Regions from separate parts of the Homo sapiens genome. Here region 1 is linked to region 2. The links are chromatin contacts, found by Hi-C or POLR2A ChIA-PET in ENCODE. All regions are on one chromosome and are shown on one strand. Each heading gives the region's core, a stretch centred on a gene start or an enhancer-like site at or near the end of the contact. The rest is flanking DNA. Distances are from core to core; before and after follow the strand shown.

Region 1 (4,341 bases), core at 1,587-4,086, 190 kb after region 2:
CTGGGGGTCACCAGGCACACAGGGCAGAGGGTTTGTCAGAGTCTTGTTTTCTGTCACACAGCCTTGCCTGAGAGTACCCTGCCCTCTTGGGAGCACCCCGGACATCCAGACTCATCCCCAAGGCTCACTAAACCCAGGGTCAGGAAGCATTCCCTCTGGAATCCAGCCAGTGCCAGCTGGTCCACTCTGGCCACACACAATGGTACCTCACGTCTCCACCCACCGCCGGTCCACCTGGACACAGGGCCTCCAGCACAGAACCTCTGATCACAGGCTTCTGCACTGGCTTCTCCTCGACATATAGACACCTGGCTTCCCGCTAACACAGCAGGCCTCCCAAAACTCAGCTCTCTTGACCAAATAACCATTCTGGAATTTTCTGGATAGACTGGGTCCTTTTCCAAGTGGCTTGGCTGATGAAGGCATTGAAGGGAATGGCTGGTGAACCCAAGTCTGTCTGAGTCCTGGGCGTGGGCCGCCCACCTTCACTGTTTAAGGCCTAGAGGAAAGAGGAACTTTTGAGTCCTTTGAGCTGAAACAGCCTGCGGTGCTGGAGCCTGAGTCTGGCCGCTCAGGATGCTGACTCCCCTCTGTGCAGGGAGGTGGGAGCCGCAGGTCTGAGCACCTGTTGGTGGGCGGCGGCAGGAATCCTGCCTTCTATAGTCTTATCTTATTTCACCCTCCAACAGCTGTGAGCCAAGTACTACTGCCCCCCATGAAAGATGGAGAAACGGAAGCTCAGAGAGGCTGTGTTTCCCAAACCCCCTCCGCTGAGAAGTGGGGAGAAGGGCTCCAAGCCCAGCAATGTCTAACCTCAGAGTCATGCCTTTCAAGTACCACCTTAAGACACTGGAAAAGAAACACAAAGTAAACTTAAATTATTTCCTTCCTTCTTAAAGCAGAAGGAAGAAAATAATAAAAGATAGAGCAACTGTGAATGAAACAGAGAACAGAAAAATAGAGAAAAATCAATAAACGATCAAGTTGGTTCCTTGCAAAGACTGACACAATTGGCAAACTTTCAGCTAGACTGGCCAAATAAAAAGGAGAAAACACAAATTCCTCATCAGGAATCAAAGACGGGACATCACCACTGACCCTAAAGAAATAAAAAGGATTATAAGGGAATATTGTGAACCATGGTATGCCAACAAATGATATGAAGTGGTCATATTCCTGGGAAGACACAGCTAACAAAACTGCCTTATGAAAAACTGAAAATCTGAACAGATCTATAATGACTGAAGAGATTGAATTAGCAATCAATAAACTGTCCACGAAGAAAAACCAGGGGTTCCATTGTGAATTCTGCCAAACATTTAAAGAAGATCAATTATTCAAGCTCTTCCCAAAAACAGAAGAGAAGATAATACTTCCCAACTCATTCTATGAGGCCAGTATTACTTTGACACCAAAACCAGACAAAGACATCACAAGAGAACTAGAAATAAACATCTCTTGTAATACAGATGCAAAAATCCTGAATGAAATTTTATAAACTGAATCCAGCAACATATAAAAAAGATTATATGTGCCAGGCATGGTGGCACATGGCTGTAATCCCAGCTACTCAGGAGGCTGAGGCAGGAGAATCGCTTGAACCTGGGAGACAGAAGTTGCAGTGAACCAAGATTGCACCACTGCATTCCAGCCTGGGTGACAGAGCGAGACTCCATCTCAAAAAAAAAAAAAAAAAAAAATTCTTAAGACTCAATAATAAAATGACAAAAAACCAATTAAAAAATGGGCAAAGGGTTCAAATAGACATTTCTCCAAAGACAGACAAATGGCCAAAAAATACAGGAAAGGCCAGGCACGCTCACACCTGTAATCCCTTTGGGAGGCCGAGACGGGCGGATCACCTGAGGTCAGGAGTTTGAGACCAGCCTGGCCAACACGGTGAAACCCCATCGCTACTGAAAATACAAAAATTAGCTGGGCATGGTGGCGCATGCTTGTAATCCCAGATGCTCAGGAGGCTGAGGCAGGAGAATCGGTTGAACCGGGAGGCAGAGGCTGCAGTGAGCTGAGATTGTGCCATTGCACTCTAGCCTGGGCAACAAGAATGAAACTCGGTCTCAAAGAAAACAAAACAAACAAACAACAACAACAACAAAAACACAGAAAAATATGGTCAACATCATTAGCCACCAGGAAAATGCAAACCAAAAACCCAATGAGAGACCACTTCACATCCACTAGGATGGCAATGAGCAAAAAGATACTAAAATACTAAATGCCGGCTATAGTGGCACGTGCCTGTGGTCCCAGCTACTCTGGGGAGGCTAAGGCAGGAGGACAGCTTGAGCCCAGGAGTTTGAGACCAGCCTGGGTGATACAGCAAGACCTTATCTCTTAAAGAACCAGATAAATAGGCCAGGCGCAGTGGCTCATGCCTGTAATCCCAGCACTTTGGGAGGCCCAGACAGGTGGATCATGAGGTCAGGAATTCAAGACCAGCCTGGCCAACATGGTGAAACCTCATCTCTACTAAAAATACAAAAAAATTAGCCGGGCATGGTGGCAGGTGCCTATAGTCCCAGCTACTTGGGAGGCTGAGGCAGAGAATTACTTAAACCCGGGAGGCAGAGATTGCAGTAGCCTAGATTGCGCCACTGCACTCCAGCCTGGGTGACAGAGTGAAACTCTGTCTCAAAAAAAAAAAGAAAAAAAGAAAAAAGAAACAGAAAAATAATCACAAGTATTGAGAGGATGTGGAGAAATCAGACTCTCATGCCCTTCCAGTGAAAATGTAAAGTGACCCAGCCATTCTGGAGAACAGTGTGGCAGTTCCACAAGTGATTAAACATGGAGTGACCACATGACTCAGCAATTCCACTCTGAGGTATGTACGCAAGAGAACCGAAAACATCACGTCCTCAATGTGTGCAAGGCTCCCCGATTCACACCTCCAGACTCGTGAGCTCATTTGGCAGTCAACGGCAATTCCCCACCTCTCATGTTCTGGAGATGCCCATACTGAGTGTTCAACACTGAATTCAGCCTCTCAGCCCTGACCCAGCTTCGCCTCCTGCACCCCAGTTCCACACTGCCAGTCACCCAAGGATTACTGGAATTACAAACCCCAGTGTCATGTTGGAATTCCCCTCTCCATGCGCCATAACCTCAGTACATTACCAAGTCCACAGTGCATCTCTAACACCTTACGGAATCTTCTCATTTCTCTCCAGCCTGATAAAACCCTCATAACAACCTCCAGTTACTGAGCTGGTGCTGTGTGCAGGTGACTGTGTTAAGCAGCTACATAGACCTCAACTGTGCCCACCAAGCCCAAGTACTATCAGTAGTCTCCTTTTCCAGGTGAGGAAACTGGAGCTTCTTAGAGACATTGACCATGGTCATACAACTATTATCAAGCACAGCTGGCTCCAAATCCCCAGATCCTAACAAGTACCTATGGGCCCATGCCACTTGAAGTCACCAACCTTACTGCATTATGGTACAACTGTTAGAGATAAGGATTGTGAAGCCAGACTGTCTGGGTTCAAATCTCAATGTTACAGCTTTCTAGCTGGGTGACCTTCCTAAGATCTGTGCACCTTGGGGGTGATAATACAGTGATGCTGAGAGACAGGACTAGCTGGATTTCCAAGGCTGACTAAGAATTCCTAAGCCTAGCTGGGGAAGGTGACCACACCCACCTTTAAACATGGGGCTTGTAACTCAGCTCACACCAGACCAATCAGGTAGTAAAGAGAGCTCACTAAAATACCAATTAGGCTAAAAACAGGAGGTAAAGAAATAATTAAATCACCTATCCCCTGAGAGCACAGGGGGAGGCACAATGATCAGGATATAAACCCAGGCATTCGAGCCAGATCAGGCAACGCCCTTTGGGTACCCCCCCGTTGAATGGGAGCTCTGTTTTCACTCTATTAAATCTTGCAACTGCACACTCTTCTGGTCCATGTTTGTTCCAGCTCGAGCTGAGCTATCACTTGCTGTCCACCACTGCTGATCATCGCCATCGCAGACCCACCACTGACTTCCACCCCTCCGGATCCAGCAGGGTGTCCACTGAGCTTCTGATCCAGTGAGGCACCCATTGCTGCTCCCAATCGGGCTAGAGGCTCACCATTGTTCCTGCATGGCTAAGTGCCTGGGTTCGTCCTAATTGAGCTGAACACTAGTCCCTGGGTTCCACAGTTCTCTTCCATGACCCACGGCTTCTAATAGAGCTATAACACTCACCGCATGGCCCAAGGTTCCATTCCTTGGAATCCGTGAGGCCAAGAACCCCAGGTCAGAGAGCAAGAGGTTTGCTGCCATTTTGGAAGCGGCCCACCACCATCTTGGGAGCTCTGGGAGCAAACACTCATC
Region 2 (2,500 bases), core at 1-2,500:
AGGGCAGCTTCGGGGACCTGTTCCTAGTGGTGGCTGTGTACGCCAACCTGGCCAGCATTTACCGGAAGCAGAAGAACCGGGAGAAGTGTGCACAGGTGGTGCCCAAAGCCATGGCCCTGCTCCTGGGGACGCCTGACCACATCTGCAGCACCGAGGCGGAGGGGGAGCTCCTGCAGCTGGCGCTGCGGCGGGCGGTGGGTGGCCAGAGCCTGCAGGCCGAGGCCCGGGCCTGCTTCCTGCTGGCCAGGCACCACGTGCACCTCAAGCAGCCCGAGGAGGCCCTGCCCTTCCTAGAGCGGCTGCTGCTTTTGCACAGGGACTCGGGAGCCCCAGAGGCCGCGTGGCTCTCAGACTGCTACCTACTCCTGGCTGACATCTACAGCCGCAAGTGCCTGCCCCACCTGGTGCTGAGCTGTGTCAAGGTGGCCTCATTGCGGACACGGGGCTCGCTGGCCGGCTCGCTGAGGAGTGTGAACCTGGTGCTCCAGAACGCCCCCCAGCCCCACAGCCTCCCTGCCCAAACTTCCCACTACCTCAGGCAAGCGCTGGCCTCCCTGACCCCGGGCACAGGCCAGGCGCTGCGCGGCCCCCTCTACACCAGCTTGGCCCAGCTGTACAGCCACCATGGCTGCCACGGCCCGGCCATCACCTTCATGACGCAGGCAGTGGAAGCCAGTGCTATTGCCGGAGTCCGTGCCATCGTGGACCACCTGGTGGCCCTGGCCTGGCTGCACGTGCTTCATGGGCAGAGCCCGGTGGCCCTGGACATCCTGCAGTCTGTCCGGGATGCAGTGGTGGCCAGCGAGGACCAGGAGGGCGTGATTGCCAACATGGTGGCCGTGGCTCTGAAGAGGACGGGCCGGACGAGGCAGGCAGCTGAGAGCTACTACCGCGCCCTGCGGGTGGCTCGGGACCTGGGCCAGCAAAGGAACCAGGCAGTGGGGCTGGCCAACTTCGGGGCCCTGTGCCTGCATGCGGGTGCCAGCAGGCTGGCCCAGCACTACCTCCTGGAGGCCGTGCGGCTGTTCTCGAGGCTGCCCCTTGGGGAGTGTGGCCGGGACTTCACCCACGTGCTCCTGCAGCTGGGCCATCTCTGCACCCGCCAGGGCCCGGCCCAGCAGGGCAAGGGCTACTACGAGTGGGCCCTTCTGGTCGCCGTGGAGATGGGCCACGTGGAGAGTGAGTGCCCCAGTTCCTTCTGTGTGCCTTCCGGGGCCACTCGGGTCAGGGCACACCTGGGGTTTGTGATTCAGACACAAGCGGTGGTTTTTCCACCATCGAAAGTGCTGAGTCATGGCAAACAGCAGATGTTGGCAAGCGCCCTGGAGACAGGCAGTTCCCACGCAGGGCCAGGCCCTCTCTGCCCTACTGGGGGAGCCAGCTCCTCCCGGTTTGCCCAGGGACCATCCTGCCTTGAGCACTGAAAGTCCTGCATGCTGGGAATCCCTGAAGTCTGGGCAACGGGCGGTGGGTCACCCTAGACATAACCCTGGAAGCGAGGCAGGCTCCGCTGAGCTGGGACTTGGGGCCCCTCCATGAGCCAGGCCCTGAACGCCGGTGCTTGTGCCCATGTTATCTGCTTGACATCTCGGCAGCCCTGTGCACCTGTCATCCCACTTCACAGAGGACGCAGGGGCGGGTGGTTACCCAAAGCCGCAGAAAAGTTTATGCAAAAGCAGCTCGTTGTGCAGAGTGTGCCACGTCCCACCCACAAATGGGGCTTGTGGGGTCCTTGGGTGGCAGGGGCTGAGCATGGGAAAGTGAGCTTCAGGCCAGAGAAGCCACAAAAGGGTGAGTGGTGTGATGGCGGGGCAGCTCTTGGCCCCGGGTTAGGGAAGCCTCTTTAGTCTGGGGCCAGAGGGTTGAGAAGATTTAGTCAAGTAATACGTGGTGGGTGAGGGGCTGGTGGTGTAGCCTGTGTGAAGGCCCAGGGGTGAGCGAGTAGGGGTGAGTGAGTGGGGGTGTGATGGGGGTGAGTGAGCAGGGGGTGAGTGAGTGGGGGTGTGATGGGGGTGAGCAGGGGGTGAGTGAGCGGGGGTGTGAGCGGGTGAGCGGGGATGAGTGGGGTGTAAGTGGGGGTGAGTGAGCAGGGCCTATGCAGGGAGGTGCAGAGTTGGGCGTGGGTTGGTTGGGTGCTGGATGGTGAGAAGCTCTGCTGGAGAGCTAAGCAGGGCCTGGGGCCTCAGGCTGTGGCTTGGCCTTTTCCCTAAGGGCACTGGGGAGCCATCTGCCCAAGGAGGAGTGGGGGGGTTCAGACCCAGGCTTCTTCCCCAGGGCCATTCTCTGACTGCAAGGAGACCCTCCAGAAACCCGGCACCCCAGCCCCCACAGCAGCCTCCGGTGGGTCCTGGCACAATAGCCTGTGGCACCTCCTACGAGGCCCTCCCCGGGGTGCTGGGGGATTCAGACTTGGAAACGCAGGCCAGGGAACGAGGATCATGCTTCCCTGTCTCCCCACCCCGCGTTGAACAGTCGAGGAGACCGGGGGCCAGGGGACGAG

The links. A loop is a pair of places that touch in the nucleus more often than their neighbours do. ChIA-PET counts read pairs that join two places held with the same protein, here RNA polymerase II (POLR2A). Pooled maps may share reads with other maps.
Region 1: a loop to region 2 is called in a pooled map, with 5 times the contacts of the local background. The contact joins two enhancer-like sites. A Hi-C loop is called at or near these places in 6 of 168 maps with a recorded cell type or tissue (endothelial cell of hepatic sinusoid, left lung, ovary and 2 more) and 8 of 50 pooled maps. POLR2A ChIA-PET finds 5 or more read pairs at or near these places in 5 of 52 experiments (H1, K562, MCF 10A and 2 more).

What each region holds. Positions count from the first base shown.
Region 1 is chr4:8,416,780-8,421,120 of GRCh38, forward strand. The region is part of intron 1 of ACOX3 (acyl-CoA oxidase 3, pristanoyl); the gene reads right to left. Among named protein-coding and RNA genes, the nearest start is that of ACOX3, 22 kb to the right of the region's middle. RefSeq lists an enhancer at 2,716-2,765. Within about 2 kb of position 2,837, at least 6 of the 41 ENCODE cell types and tissues checked have a DNase peak (open chromatin) inside an H3K27ac peak, as active enhancers do; they include right lobe of liver, where a contact is called at or near this core.
Region 2 is chr4:8,227,466-8,229,965 of GRCh38, forward strand. SH3TC1 (SH3 domain and tetratricopeptide repeats 1) reads left to right here. Exons shown (of 18, transcript NM_018986.5): 12 at 1-1,179. Among named protein-coding and RNA genes, the nearest start is that of SH3TC1, 29 kb to the left of the region's middle. RefSeq lists enhancers at 1-158, 1,148-1,407, 1,500-2,170 and a silencer at 1,928-1,987. Within about 2 kb of position 1,251, at least 22 of the 41 ENCODE cell types and tissues checked have a DNase peak (open chromatin) inside an H3K27ac peak, as active enhancers do; they include right lobe of liver, where a contact is called at or near this core.